Regions from separate parts of the Homo sapiens genome. Here regions 1 and 2 are each linked to region 3. A link is a contact called in ENCODE Hi-C or POLR2A ChIA-PET data. All regions are on one chromosome and are shown on one strand. The core of a region is the stretch at or near the end of the contact, and the rest is flanking DNA. Distances in the headings are between cores, read along the strand shown.

Evidence for each region. A loop is a pair of places that touch in the nucleus more often than their neighbours do. ChIA-PET counts read pairs that join two places held with the same protein, here RNA polymerase II (POLR2A). Pooled maps may share reads with other maps.
Region 1: a loop to region 3 is called in a map of dorsolateral prefrontal cortex, with 6 times the contacts of the local background. The contact joins two enhancer-like sites. A Hi-C loop is called at or near these places in 3 of 168 maps with a recorded cell type or tissue (CD8-positive, alpha-beta T cell, HepG2 and dorsolateral prefrontal cortex) and 2 of 50 pooled maps. POLR2A ChIA-PET finds 5 or more read pairs at or near these places in 9 of 52 experiments (BJ, GM12878, HepG2 and 6 more).
Region 2: a loop to region 3 is called in a map of esophagus muscularis mucosa, with 3 times the contacts of the local background. The contact joins two enhancer-like sites. A Hi-C loop is called at or near these places in 6 of 168 maps with a recorded cell type or tissue (CD8-positive, alpha-beta T cell, Caco-2, esophagus muscularis mucosa and 3 more) and 4 of 50 pooled maps. POLR2A ChIA-PET finds 5 or more read pairs at or near these places in 4 of 52 experiments (HepG2, K562, MCF 10A and 1 more).

What each region holds. Positions count from the first base shown.
Region 1 is chr1:182,235,063-182,237,762 of GRCh38, reverse strand. All of the region lies in intron 2 of LINC01344 (long intergenic non-protein coding RNA 1344), which reads left to right. Among named protein-coding and RNA genes, the nearest start is that of LINC01344, 78 kb to the left of the region's middle. Within about 2 kb of position 1,447, at least 9 of the 41 ENCODE cell types and tissues checked have a DNase peak (open chromatin) inside an H3K27ac peak, as active enhancers do; they include dorsolateral prefrontal cortex, where a contact is called at or near this core.
Region 2 is chr1:182,216,812-182,219,511 of GRCh38, reverse strand. All of the region lies in intron 2 of LINC01344 (long intergenic non-protein coding RNA 1344), which reads left to right. Among named protein-coding and RNA genes, the nearest start is that of LINC01344, 96 kb to the left of the region's middle. Within about 2 kb of position 1,376, at least 4 of the 41 ENCODE cell types and tissues checked have a DNase peak (open chromatin) inside an H3K27ac peak, as active enhancers do.
Region 3 is chr1:182,278,338-182,281,037 of GRCh38, reverse strand. The region is part of intron 2 of LINC01344 (long intergenic non-protein coding RNA 1344); the gene reads left to right. Among named protein-coding and RNA genes, the nearest start is that of LINC01344, 34 kb to the left of the region's middle. Within about 2 kb of position 1,262, at least 7 of the 41 ENCODE cell types and tissues checked have a DNase peak (open chromatin) inside an H3K27ac peak, as active enhancers do; they include dorsolateral prefrontal cortex, where a contact is called at or near this core.

The DNA of each region.
Region 1 (2,700 bases), core at 198-2,697, 43 kb after region 3:
CTAAAGTTAGCACCAAATCCCTGAACTTCCCTGTGTGTACTATGAGACAAGAACTGTGGGACTTTCCTGACTTGGGCAGGAAAGGAGCTTGGAAGAATGAGAGGGACTGGGTGGCAAGCTCTATCATCAAACAGGCGCTGCAGGGGCTCTGCAGGGCTGTCCCCAGACAGGTACATTTGGAAGGGAGGGAGATGAGGTAGGGACTTGGCAGATGCCCAGTGGGTGTAAGTCAGTGGCCACACAGTGAGTGTACAGGGGCTAAAGGGCAGCCACTTGAAAAAATGTGCTGTTCAACTGAATAAGTTCACAAGGAACAATCCAAAGATTACTAAATATCAATTATTTGTGTTGCCTGAATTGTCCTCCAATCCCAATAAATATCATGCGTGCATTTCAACAGGGATTTTATCTTCGTGTATTTACCATTTTTGATGCTTTCTTTCATTTCTTTTACTGGTTTGTATACACACCTTCTGCGTTTGTAGGCCATATAACCATTATTTTAAGCCTTTTAGGATATGGCTGTCCTGTAGTGAGGCACTTTTTGTAGAGTATGTGCATGAGCCTGCGTATGTGTGTGGTGTGTGTGCGCTGCGTATGTTTGTGTCTGTGTGTGTATATGTGTGTGTGGTGTACGTAAGTGTCTTCATGTGTTTCCGTGTATGGTGTATGTGTTGCACGTGGTGATGTGTTGGGTGTGCACGTTTGTGTGTGCATATGTGTGGTATATGGTGTTTCTCTGGGTCTTTGCATGGTGTGTCTCTCTGTGTATTTGTGTTACATATGTTTGTGGCTCTGTGGGTGTTTATTGGGTTGTGTATGTGTGTAGTGTGTATGTTTGTGTGTGTTGTATGTGTGGTGTGTGTGTCTCTCTGTGTTTGTGTGTGGTGTGTATATTTGTATCTGTGTGTATGTGTGATGTGTCTCTCTGCGTGTGGTCTATTTGTGTGTGTATTTGTGCTGTGTATATTTGCAACTCTGTGGGTGTTTATGTGGGCTGTGCATGTGTGTAGTGTGCATGTTTGTGTCTGTGTGTGTGTGATGTATGTGTCTGTGTGTGCTGTGTCTATCTGTGTGTGTATTTGTGCTATGTATGTGTGTGGCTTTGTGGGTTGTATATGTGTATGAGTTAACTCCTGTGTGCAGACTGCAGCCCCTCAGGCCTAGACTCTGGGCTCTTCTCTCAGGCCTTAGCATCTATGCCAGGCAACTGAGATTTCTCAGGCACTCCTGGGAACTGTGCCTCATGTCCCAGAGAGCGTGTGGAAAGCACTCTCTGCGGCAGGTGTCTGACAGCCTGCAGGGTTGCTATGTGCCTAGGGTGTGGCACACAACCCCTCTGCGGAGGATGAGTGCCTGTGGTTATCAGCAGAGTCAGTGCACTGAAGAGGCCATTATCACGGGCACCGGAGTGCATGAATCATGGGGTATGTCATTTTCTATTTTAGGAAGAAAAAGAAAACATCTCGAGCGAATCAATCAATTCTCATTAGGCCCATTCATAGCCACATTGCCTGGTCCTCTTTCAGGGGCTGGAAGAAGTGGCCCACATCCAAATCCACCATTCAATCCGTAGGCCTTTGCCCCATATTCCGGCCCCATTTCCTTGCTTGATGTGTGCACACAGCTCTGCCTCATGCTGTGAGTGTGCATACCTCCTCCGTGTCCCTCAGTCAGCCTCCTGCCTCCTGACTTGGGTCGCACTCAGGAGGTAAAGACACTTTCTCTAGGCCACAGCATTCTAAGTTGGTGTAATTTTCTGTTTAAACTCATGATGAATGAACTCTAACATTCATTCAGTAGGTGTGGCCACATGCAGAGTTAGGCATTCAAGATGCAGGGAGGATTAGAAAAAATGGTAGTTAAGGGCATAGACTTTGATTAAGATAGAACCTGTTTACATTGCTTCTTCACCCCTTCCTCTGTGACCCGGGGCAGACAAGGTAACTTCCTGAAGGCTCTGCTTCCTCATTTGTGAAATGGGCACTTACCTAACTGTGGTGCTGTGAGGCCAATGACAGCTGAAAGTGCCAGCTGTGGTGTGGATGGTCACTCAACCTTCATTCCTGCCTCTTGCTGGGTGAAGTTGGAAAGCTGAGCACCATGATTCCAAGGCTCCTTTGCAGTCGGGGTTCTAGAAGCAAGCTGTCTTCTGCCAAGTAGAGGCACTCAGTGCAAGATGTGCAAAGCAGAAGCTGCACCCCTTTGTAGCCATTTTGCTGGCCAGCAAAGCTGGGGAAATAGGAGGTTTTTCTGCATCAGAGTTCCAGAGTCCATTCTCCAGCTTCTTGGGTATCGAGAGGCAGGAATTGTAGCAGAGGCAGCAGTCACTTCTGGATTCCAGCACAGCTCCAGAGGTGCCCTAGAGGTGGTGGTTAATTTCTATACTGCTTTGTGAGCCCCAGCCTAGAACCTGCTCCTTCAGCCCTTCTAACCGTTTTGCAAGCACATTATCCCTTGACTAAATCCCTTCCTACTCAATGTAAGTGAAGCAATTTCTGTTTCCTGCACTGAATCCTAACAGATAAAGCTATTATTATTTGTATACAGAAGAACAAGTTAAAGTAATAGCAGCTGCCACATATTGGTTATACCATAAGTCCAGATTTTTATAGATGGTATCTAATTTCATTCTCCCAGAAAAATCACACAGCCCCTGAAGGGTCTAATCAGAGTGTGAACCTAGGTTTCTCTGGCACC
Region 2 (2,700 bases), core at 127-2,626, 62 kb after region 3:
GGTGTCTGTTGACCCCTGCTGGGATGTGTCCCAGTCAGGAGGCACGGGGGTCCAGGTCCCACTTGAGGTGGCAGTCTGTCCCTTAATAGAGCTCGAATGCTGTGCTGGGAGATCCGCTGCTGTCTTCAGAGCCAGCAGGCAGGGACAGTTAAGCCTGCTGAAGCTGCTCCCACAGTTACCCCTTCCCCAAGGTGCTCTGTCCCAGGGAGATGGGGGTTTTATCTATAAGCCCCTGACTGGGGCTGCTGCCTTTTTTTTCAAGATGCCCTGTCCAGAAAGGAGGAATCTAGAGGCAGTCTGGCTACAGTGACTTTGCTGAGCTGCAGTGGGGTCCACCCAGCTCAAACTTCCCAGCATCTTTGTTTAAACCGTGAGGGGAAAACCGCCTATTCAAGCCTCAGTAATGGTGGACGCCCCTTCCTCCAGCAAACTGGAGCATCCCAGGTCGACTTTAGACTGCTGTGCTGGCAGTGAGAATTTCAAGTCAGTGGATCTTAGCTTGCTGGGCTCCATGGGAGTGGGATCCGCTGAGCTAGACCACTTGGCTTCCTGGCTTCAGACCCCTTTCCAGGGGAGTGAACAGTGCTCACTGGCATTCCAGGTGCCACTGGAGTGTGAAAAACAAAAACAAAAACAAAAAAACAACTCCTGCAGCTAGCTTGGTGTCTGCCCAAACAGCTGCCCAGTTTTGTGCTTGAAACCCAGGGCCCTGATGGCGTAGGCACCCAAGGGAATCTCCTGGTCTGCGGATTGCAAAGACCATAGGAGAAGCATAGTATCTGGGCTGGAATGTACCATTCCTCAGGGCACAGTCCCTCATGGCTTCCCTTGGCTAGGGGAGAGAGTTCCCCAAACCCTTGCACTTCCCAGGTGAGGTGATGCCCCACCTTGCTTCTTTTTGCCTTCCGTGGGCTGCACCCACTGCCTAACCAGTCCGAATGAGATGAGCCAGGTACCTCAGTTGGAAATGCAGAAATCACCCGCCTTCTGCATTGATCTCACTGGGAGCTGCATACCAGAGCTGTTCGTATTCTTCCATCTTGCCAGCCCAGTCCTAATTTTTGTATTTTTAGTAGAGACGGGGTTTCACCATGTTGACCAGGCTGGTCTTGAACTCCTGACGTAAGGTGATCCGCCCACCTCGGCCTCCCAAAGTGCTGGGGTTACAGGCATGAGCCACCGCGCCTGGCCCATAACACACATTTTTAAGGTTTTTGCTGTTTACTGCTCTCCTTCCTTTCATAAGTTTATATGGAGTTAAAATTCTATGATCAGTGTATGAGTGTGTTCCCCTTACACTTTTCAAACTACATATTTCCATTCTGAGTAATCCTTTTTACAGCTCATCTCAACTAGCACTCAGATCAATATTTGTCCAGTCCTGCCCTTCCTTGTCCTATGTGTACAGGACACAATGCTCCTAGCAAGAAAGTTCACACCCAGTAGGAGGAATAACAGAAGTTTTTTTGTTTGTTTGAATCTAAAAATGCTGAGGGTGATTAATTCATGAAATCTTATTTTTTTTCAAATTATATTAGACTATCCTAAAGAAAAAAAGAACAAAGGCAAAATATTTTTACCTCAACCCATTGTCATATTGATAATCTTCAACTTTCTTTCTTTTTTTTTTTTTTTTTTTTTTTTTTTTGTATTTTTAGTAGAGTTGGGGTTTCACTGTGTTTGCCAGGCTGGTCTCAAACTCATGACCTCAAATGATCCACCCACCTTGGCCTCCCAAAGTGCTGGGATTACAGGTGTGAGCCACCATCCCTGACTGATAAACTTCAACTTTCAATATGCAGATCTACTTGTACATTTGTGATTCTTCAGAAATGGGACATGGCTGCTATTTTACCTCCTTTGAAGAAATCTAAACTTCTTGAGATCAGGAACCATTCTTCTATACCTTTTATAGAATAAGTTAGAGAACCATAAGATGGTAGACCTGGAAGCAGCCTCGTATTTCTCTAGTCTGAGTTTTTCTACAGATGAGGAAAATGAGTCCCAGAAAGGTGGAAGAACTTACCCATGATCAATAGCTATTTAGAGGCCAGCTATTAGAACCTGTGTAACCTGACTCCTCTTTCAATGCTCTTACCAGTGCCTGTCCTCAAAGGTAAATCTATGAAGAAGAGAGAACACTGCCTGTCTTAAGTAGGTTAATAAAAAGCGCTTCTCCGAATCATTCTGAATTCCGTTAGCTGGACTCATACAATGTTTGTAAGACTTGAATGGAATGTCTGCTTCCAAATAGTATGGCTTTCTCATGGGTCACTGGAAGGAATTAGTCATAAATGAACTCTCAGGAAAAGGTAGGATTCATCCACCATAAGGAGTTACTGAATATCAACCAATTAAATTTTGGAGTCTATTCCATCCAAGGACAATCATTTTTGTTTTGTTGTGTTAGTGTTGTAGATCAAATCTTTTATCCTAACCTTCTGTTGGCTGGTATGTGCTCACAACTCACCATCCATCCAAAGCAGATAAATACTTCAGAACATAAGAAAAACATATTTAGTTTAATTTGTTTGCATCCTGTTTTTAAATGACTTTTTTCATGAACTGGAAACATTCAGATTAATGAAATAAAGATTTTAAATGGGGATGTACAATTAAGAAAGAGAAAACTAATTTCCAGCCACCATAAGAGGCAAAGCAGTAGCTGGGATTAAATATAAAACTTGACCAAGACTATGG
Region 3 (2,700 bases), core at 13-2,512:
CTGTTCCCCAAAAACCTATGGAAATAAAAAAAAAAAAGCTTAAACAAACAAGATTGTAGTGCTTTAAAAAAGCATCAAAATGCCACCCTAGAAAAAACAAAGCTTATTGGCTTTCTTCTACTTATTTTACGATTAGACAGTACTTTTATTGTGGATGTTGTATACAGGGTGGACATAAACTTTCCAGGCTTAGAGCCACTAATGTTCTTTCTACAGCCTGATCATCCTCAGCCACCCCTTCTCCATGCCCAATTGGTTCCTAAGCCCTATTGATTTTGCCTCATTGACAGCAGCTGAACTATCGCTAATACTGTCTTAGGGCTTCTGGTTGTCTGTGACCTGGATTGCTATAGCGGCCTCTTGACTAGCTTTCCCTTCCCACCCATCTATCACAGAGATGTCATCTGTTTCTTGTATGTCACTCTTCTTCCTAAAATCTTTTCCTTGCCATCTAGTAACTTCAAGGGAAGTTTCAATCCCTTAGCCTAGCTGACAGGCTGTGTGCTCCTTTACCTCCATGCTACTATTTCACATGCAGCCTTCACTCTAGATTTCCTACATTTACCCTACTCCATGCACCCCTCCCCTCTACCCCTCCCCAGCTTGGAAGGGTCTGCGTGACAAGTGAGAGAAAAGGTGGGAGACTCTTACCCTGTGTTCTCTAGGGAAAAAAAGGAATTCTCCCCATTTCGAAAAAGCCTCCAGAGGAGAAATGATCAGACATACAGAGATAGAGTTCAGCCAAGAAACATTTTCCTTCTGCCCTGGGCTTGTCTTTTGGTCATAGCTTTTGCCCTTAAAATGCAGGTAGATTTGTCACTGGGGCCACATGCAGAAGAGGGCCATTGTCTTCTTTCAATGTTCTGCTCAGTGAGAACATCTTCACGTCACCAGCCATGAGCAAGCCCGCTCAGCTGACACAGCTTATGTCCTCTATAAACAGGGCCCAGGAGAATGCTCTGTGTGCCTCTGGTCAGGAGCTCCGTGGCTCGGCCTTGGCAGGGAGAAGGGCATTACTCACTGGACCCCCGTCCTCTCCCCAACATTGTTTTCCCATTTTCACCAGGGGACTGAAAGGGGGATGGGGGAGGAGGGCGGGAGAACACAGGAGAGTGGAGCTGTTTGTTTTCTCCTTCCTGTTAACAATGCAACATCTGTTCCCCAGCCTGGCAGCTGGACCAAAGTGAATTGATGAGAGCATTCGTGCCTCTGGATCAGGGGGTGGAGAGTGGGAGAGGGAAGGAGGGAGGGCTGCCCCAAGGGCTGAAGCCTCTCTGAACAATAACAATAGCAACAATCATGAGAATATCTTCAACACCATTTGGCAGGCTGACTGTGGAGCCCACGGAGCCCGTGGAGCTGGGTAATTTGATGTTCCAGCAGATCCACATATTGTAACGAACACACCGAACAGAGATCTGAGTGCCTTCTTTTTTTTTTTTTTTTTTTTTTAAGAATCGCCCAATTAAAGGAATAGTGTTTACCTAGTAAATATCTATTTTGGCTCATGCACAGTGATAGAAAACATCTTTATTTACCTAAGAATGAATCTGAGAGAGGTGAAGCTGACAGAGGTGGAGTGACAGCAAAAAGGCAAAATGAGGGTTAACGAGGCAGCAGTGAGGAGAAGGAAGGGCCCACCTTCTCCTGGCTTCCTCCTGCCTCCCTCCTGTTCCTTCTAGTTCATCTTTGGCTACTTCCTTCTCAGCTCTGGTGTCTACTGGTGGCCTGTCCCGGGCTCAGTCTCTCCTCTACCTGTACTTACTCTCAATGTTTTTGTCTAGCCTTATGGCAGTGGGATCCACCTAAATACTGACCATTCCCAATTTATACCCTTGACTCAGACCTGTCCCCTGAAGGTCAGCCTCATGTATTCAACAGCCCACTTACCATCTTCAACTGAGTATCTAAAGTCATCTCAAAGCTAAGCATCACCAAATGAGCTTCTTGGGTCATCCATCCACCAAACTTGATCTTCCATAGTTTTCCTCATCTCAGTGAATGGCAATTACATTCTTCCTGGACTCTTCTCTTACTCTTATATCCCACAACACACTGTAGGCAAAGCCTGTGGGCTCTGTCTTAAAAATGCATCCCAGAACCTGGTCACTTCTCCCTGCCTCTACTACTTTGTTCCCTGTTCTAAGCCATCATCAGTTCTTTCCTAGATTATTACAACAGCTTCCTGACTGGTCTGCTTCCGCCTTTGTGCTGCCTTCCTCTTGCCCAGCCTGTTCTCAACACAGCAGGCCGAGAGACCCTGTAAAACCATGATTTTGATCAGATTCCTCCCCTGCTCAAAACCCCCATATGCTCCCCATCGCAGAGAAGTCTGCGAGGTTCTCTCCAGTCTGGCCTCCTGCTAACCCTCTGACTTGTCTCACTGCTAACTACTTCAGCATTGCTGGCCTCTTGTGTTTCTAGAACATGCCAGGCACTCCCAGCTCCAGGCCTCTTCCTGGATGGCTCTTCTCTCAGATGTTTGCTTATCTTGCTTTTTATCTTTATGTCTTTACCCCAGAATTCCCTACCCTCATTTTTTGGTCTATTTTTCTCCATAACACTTGTCACGCCTGAAAAGTTCCATCTTCCACTGATTTATTTTGTTTATTTCCACTTCCCAGTGATGACTGCACTCTGTGCGAGCAGGAATGCTTATTGTTTTGGACTCTGCTGTTCCCCTGGCACTGGAACTGTGCT